Regions from separate parts of the Mus musculus genome. Here region 1 is linked to region 2. The links are chromatin contacts, found by Hi-C or POLR2A ChIA-PET in ENCODE. All regions are on one chromosome and are shown on one strand. The core of a region is the stretch at or near the end of the contact, and the rest is flanking DNA. Distances in the headings are between cores, read along the strand shown. Region 1 holds the start of Stim2 (stromal interaction molecule 2). Region 2 holds the start of Smim20 (small integral membrane protein 20).

Region 1 (2,991 bases), core at 150-2,649, 730 kb before region 2:
CCTTAAAAATAAACACAGCAGCAAGAAAAATAAGTTACTCTACCTCCAGCACTGTGCCCCAGGAAATCATTTCAGGACCTTTACATCACTGCTTAAACCACACCAGATCAGTTATATAAGACAACGAAGGCTGTAAAAGCATACAATTTTCTACTTAACCTTACCAAACATATTTGCAAGTTTTCAGTAAGTGCTAGAACGTTCTGTGTTTAAAAAAGGTACTGGTGCACTCCATCAGAACTATGCTGCCCAAATCCACGTCACAAATATCCTGCACTTGGTAAATTGTAGGTGTGTTTCTGGTTACCTGCTGCGCTTTCTGCACCCTTTGTCACCCAGTGATGCTCTCAAACAGCATATACTTTCCATCCCTTAAAGCGTCCTCGTACCCCCACAAAAACACACCAGACTTTGACGTTTCTTCATACTAACACAGAACCACTAGTGCCACTAGGTGCTGTGGCTCTCAAAGAATCTCTTCAGCAGCTTCCCCTGGGACAGGGCGCTCAGCCCGGCTCTCGATCGGTAAGAAGCTGCCAGCCGCCTTTGCAAAGGCAACAGGGGCCAACTCCATACCGCATTGCTGCTGCTGCTGCCGCCGCCTACTTTCTTTGGCGGCTTTGGGAAGAGGGGAAATGAGCCCAGTCCCCTACAGACCCCACTGGTCCCTTCGGCAGCACGAAAGAGAAACCACTGCATTGCTCAGCTGGGAAGCTCGCAGGAGCCCACTAAGGGCGAAGAAAGCACAGTAGAGGCGCCAGTCGGTGGACTAGGAAGGCGTCCGAAGTGCGACGACCGGCGCCAAGGCAACCGCTAGGCGCCCTCTCGGGGGATGGGGTCCTGCCGGGAGTCCCGCCAAGCCTGCCCGTCGCCCGCACGGGCCTCACCTGTCAGCAGCGCCTGGCGCTCGCCCGCAGCCGCAGCCGAAGGAGACGCCGCCGCTCCGGCCGATCCCGACGCGCGCCGCCCGCGGAGGTGCCGGGGCACCAGATCGCATCCGTCCGCCACGCCGGCCACCAACAACCCGAAGAGCAGCATTGCTGCCCAGCGCCGCCGGAGAGGGCGGCCCGAGGCCCGGCCCGGTGCCACGGCGGGAGGAGCGCTCACAGGAGCCGCCGGCCACTCGCTCACCGCCAGCTGCCCGGGGCCCGGCCGCCTCGGAAGCGGACTCCCGCCGGGTGCTGACCCGCTCCCTTCACCGGCGGCCCGCGAAGCTCGGCTCGCCGCCGCGTTCATTGGTTCCGGTTATTTAAAAAAAAAAAAAAAAAAAAAAGTGGGGGAGCGCAGTGGTACGGCGTCTTCCGACCCAGCGCGACACCCGCGCAGCTGCCGCGGCGACACCGGGATCCGCTGCTCTGGCGCGGCCAAGCCCCAGCCCAGCGCCCGCGCCGCCGCCGCGGCGCATCCCCCCGCCCCCTCCGGCCCGCGCCCGCCGTAGTACCACGCTCGGCCGGGCCACCTCCCTCCCCTCACACACTCGCTCTCATACCAATCCCCCGCCTCCCTCAGCCCCGCCACGGCGCAGGCGCAACGCCGCGGCACTGCGCGTGCGTGGTCGTGGGCCCCGCCCCTAGGGGCGTTCCCAGACCGATAGGCGGGGCGTGGGACAGCCGCCCAGGCTGTGCTTCAGGAGCCAGAGAAGCTGAGCGGGAGGAAGGAGTGAGTCTCGCCCACGCCGTGATCTGATGATGGGCAGCCTGGAGACCTGGATAAAGCGTATCGACGTCGCAGATCCTCTGAGTGCTTTAACCCCGTGGGTCAAAAAAAACCTTGCAGTGGGAAACAGCGGCCTCCCCTAACTTGGATGTTGGTGGGGGTTACCGGTTGCCAGCTTTGTAGAAGCGGAGGGAAACCCAGCCTAGCTTTGTATTTACTTGACAAACATTTGGCAAAGCGCATACCTTGTGCCAGAGTGCTAGGAATTTCTCTAAGCAATTTACAGTGGCATAGTGTAACTCAATCTCATCGCCATTTTACATGTGACGAAACCCAAGCGCTGAAATGTTAAAATAGCTTAACCAACCCACCGGCCCATAGCTAATAAATGGACATGGCCCGATTTATCAACTACTGAATGGAAATGTTCGAATAATGTGCTCTAGCTTCTTACTATTTTCCATGCTGACACTGAAGGCAGTCACTGCCACTCATCTGCCAAACCACCACTTCTATAGACTGCCAGCTGAACAGGTTGCCCCAACTACAACATAGACTTGACCATTTTGCTTATCTGCAATGAAGCAGTTTTGTGGATGCTCTTGCAATTCTGCTCCAGATCCAATTGATCTAAAAGGGGAAAAGAACCGGAATCTATTTCTTCAAGTAGATGCTACCATTGCAATGGGACTATGTTGTTGTTATTGTTGTTGGCTGTTTTTTTATTTTGTTTCAATTGTGGTAGGAGTCCTCAGGATGTGACCCAGGTAAATGGCACTCAGAGGCAAGCTACATACCTCAGAGACCCATATCAAAGCATTTCTTCAGAAAACCTTTGAAATGTAAAAGGAGGTGTTGAACACACACACATATTTAAGAACTCGAAGCTAGGATTGTTAAGAACATAGGTCTGACTACTGTTGGATTTTGTTGTTGGCTTGCAGTTTAGATCAGTTTGTTCCAGAAGTCAAGAAGTCAAATACATAACAATTCCTTAGGAAGCTTGACCAAAAGAATGTCGGGTAGTGGAAGAGGAAGATGCACACTGCAGAAAAGAATCAGGAATAATAACAAGGCTAATCAACCACAATTATTTCTTGACATACTTCTTAGGGGCATTATGTTGGAGGGTGGGGCCGTTCCTTACCGGGCAACAGTAAGTTTCTATTTTGCTTGCTGAAAGGCAGTGAAGCCTTGTGTTTGCTGAGTAGACAGAACTGCTAGGCACCGGATAACCAGGAAGTAAATAAGTTCCTTTCCTACTCTACAGGAGGCATCATTTAATTCATCAGTATTTACTGAACATCTCATATACGCCGAGCAAAGTATTATACG
Region 2 (2,709 bases), core at 191-2,690:
CATCCAGGATGGAGACAAATTCTGCAGGACCTTACACAAGCCCACATTCCTTCCACACGTGGCGCATGCAGGAAGGCTTGAAGGCAGGAAGCACAGAGACCATCTTAGTCTGAGCTGATGAAAAGAAGCTGTCAGGGGATTCATGTGTGTACTTTAAAATGCTTTGCCTCCAGAAACCAAGTGTTATGGCGCTGGAGATGGTCAGAACATTTACATGAGGCTTGAAATCGCCAAGCTTCAGCCTCAGCTAATATTCCCCGGGGGCTGGGCTGGCCCTCTTCCATCTTCAAGATGATTCAGGTTTCCTGGAGAACAAAATGATCCTCTAATGCCTCATCTCTCCTCGCTGACAGATGGTTTCAGATGTATCAAAGTGCTAATCCTTGCTGAGGTATAGGTCTCCAGGAAGGAGTGTGGCTTTTAGAATGATAGGACCTGAATGATTAAGGAGGAAAATGACTCCCCGGACACTCGCCATTGTCATGTGAGCAGCCAGCTTAAAAATGAAGGAAACCAGCAGAATCTAAAAAAAAAAAAAACGATTTGAGGAAAAACTCAGAACCCAGGTTAACAGTTTAGCTTTGAAATATTTCCGCTCCAAGACATCTTAGGGATTGGCAATGATGCACCATAAAAACACCTTTCAACTCAGAATGATCAAAGCTCTCCACTATAGCACCATCTCAGCCTGGGTGGATGGAGCGGGGCTCTGCGGACAGACGCCTGGGTTGGAACATTTCCCTCACCACTTACTAGCTGTGTGACCTCCATCTGTAAAATGGGTAGCATCTACCCCAAGGGAAGCCCGTGCAAATTCAACGACTCGGTATATGCTTAACCCAAAACATTAAATCTTCAGTATATCAGTATATACTGTGTGTGAACTAGTGTTAGTGTTGACCTGCTGTGTGTAGGCTGCTTTCATACACATCACCTCTGTGACCCCTAAGATGCTCACAGTTTTGTTGCTGATCCTGCAAAAGATATGTAGAGCCTCAACATTGAAGGTCAGAGGTGGGGCCCCTTGTCCGTGGTCACCGGGCTGCACTGGGCGAGCCTGGAACCCGGGTAGCCTCACTCCCAAGTCCACATCCTTCCTCAGCACTCCTTGAACAGATAGGGTAGGGGCTTAAGGGCTTCGGGGTAGCGCTGGGAGCAGCCACTGCGCGGGGTCAGAGGTCACTCACGGTATTCCTCCAGCCGCATAAGGGGCCGGAAGTAGATGGGATAGAAGGCGGCGCCGACCATGGAGATGAAGCCTCCGAATATGAGCGCGGTGCGCAGGTTCCGGGCCGCTGCCATGGAGAGAAAGGGGGCAGCAGAGCCGGCGAAGGCCCCCGCACGTTTGGAAACTCGATTCCCGGCCTCAAGGTCGCGACCCAGCTCGGAAGAGGCGGAGCAGAGCTCGCTTCCGGGATCGGAGTGCAGGGAGGAGCCTCTGAGCTCGGAGGCGGGGCCTGGGCGCCTCTTAGTGGGGCGGGGTCATCCGAGGAAGGGCGCGGCATAAGGCGGGGCCTCAAACCAAGACCCGCCTCCTCGCCCTCCGGCTGCCATCGTGGAGGCCGAGACACTGGTGGCTTGTGCTGACTTGTATTTGGCTACACTCCTTTCTCGTGCCCTCTTTTTGACCTCTTACTGGCCCCGGGTCTGGGTCCTTCCTTCTCTGCTCCAATTACCACCTTCTGTCTTACTCTTCTGTTCCCAACAACTCTTTCTTACCCTTCCCCCTCATTAATGTGACATTTGGTGACTGGTGAGGCTAGAAGCCTCTGAAAGACTGGGCCTCCCTCTTTGAAAGCTGTGTGTGGGCATGAGCCACAAAGGAGCAAATCACCTGGTTCGAATGGTTTGCAAGGTATTTGCAAAATTAGTCACTGAGTCTTCTGACCCAAGACAGCCTTTCCTGGAGGGTGTTTGAGCACAGTAAGTGATCTAACTTTGATCCCTTGTCCTCTTTGCTCTCCATATTGTGTGTGCTGGGTTATGGGGGGAATTATACAGGGGTTTCAGAAAGTAGACAGGGATTCCCAAAACTAATCGAGGGCTGCAAACAAAAACTATTAAAATCTAGGAACAGCACAGAGTCAGTGGCAGGTCCCTAGGGCTCTGGCTCTTTGCCTGGGGCACAGCCTCTGAAGACTGACACCTGTTCCCTCATCCCGCCATGCTTGTGGGGATTGCTTTCCCCCACCTCTGCACCTGTTCTCCTTTACAGAGCCTGAGTCAGAAGATATGATCTCCTCAGGGGGCTGGGCAGCTAAGACCAACATTCCTTGGGCCTTCGCTCAATCCCTTAGAAATAGAAATGACACCAGTAGCGAGTCTGGGCTGCACAGAAGGTATTTATCTTGACCCCAGCAACATTATTTAGTCCAGAGAAGATCTGCAATCTCTCAGAAATGATGTGGTGAACACAGGTCTTTTCCTCTGTAGTTTTGTAGTCGAATCAAGATTCCATCTACCTCTGACTCTAGCAGCATATAAATCAGTCGTTCAATCTGTCAGCAGATTTATGGACTATCTGGCTAGGCCCCCCGAACAGCAGGCAAAGTGCTAAGGGGGACACGAGATGAATGAGACATGACCTCTGCACTCCAGGATCCTACCACGGAACAAATACATGAAACGATAACTAATCCCGGATGCCGCCTGTTGCCGATGACTGATGCAGTCCCACGGGCAACCGAAGTACAGGGAGGAAGACAAATG

The links. Hi-C counts contacts between places; a loop is a spot of excess contacts on that map. ChIA-PET counts read pairs that join two places held with the same protein, here RNA polymerase II (POLR2A).
Region 1: a map of v-Abl transformed pro-B cells shows a loop between it and region 2 (4-fold over the local background). The contact joins the promoter of Stim2 here to the promoter of Smim20 in region 2. A Hi-C loop is called at or near these places in 1 of 37 maps with a recorded cell type or tissue (v-Abl transformed pro-B cells). POLR2A ChIA-PET finds 5 or more read pairs at or near these places in 1 of 5 experiments (Patski).

Annotation. Positions count from the first base shown.
Region 1 is chr5:53,996,931-53,999,921 of GRCm38, reverse strand. It overlaps Stim2 (stromal interaction molecule 2), which reads right to left and starts at 1,399. Exons shown (of 12, transcript NM_001081103.2): 1 at 888-1,399. The coding sequence starts at 1,038.
Region 2 is chr5:53,265,837-53,268,545 of GRCm38, reverse strand. It overlaps Smim20 (small integral membrane protein 20), which reads right to left and starts at 1,440. Exons shown (of 3, transcript NM_001145433.1): 1 at 1,188-1,440. The coding sequence starts at 1,302. It overlaps Gm40303 (a long non-coding RNA gene), which reads left to right and starts at 1,419. Exons shown (of 2, transcript XR_868423.2): 1 at 1,419-2,709.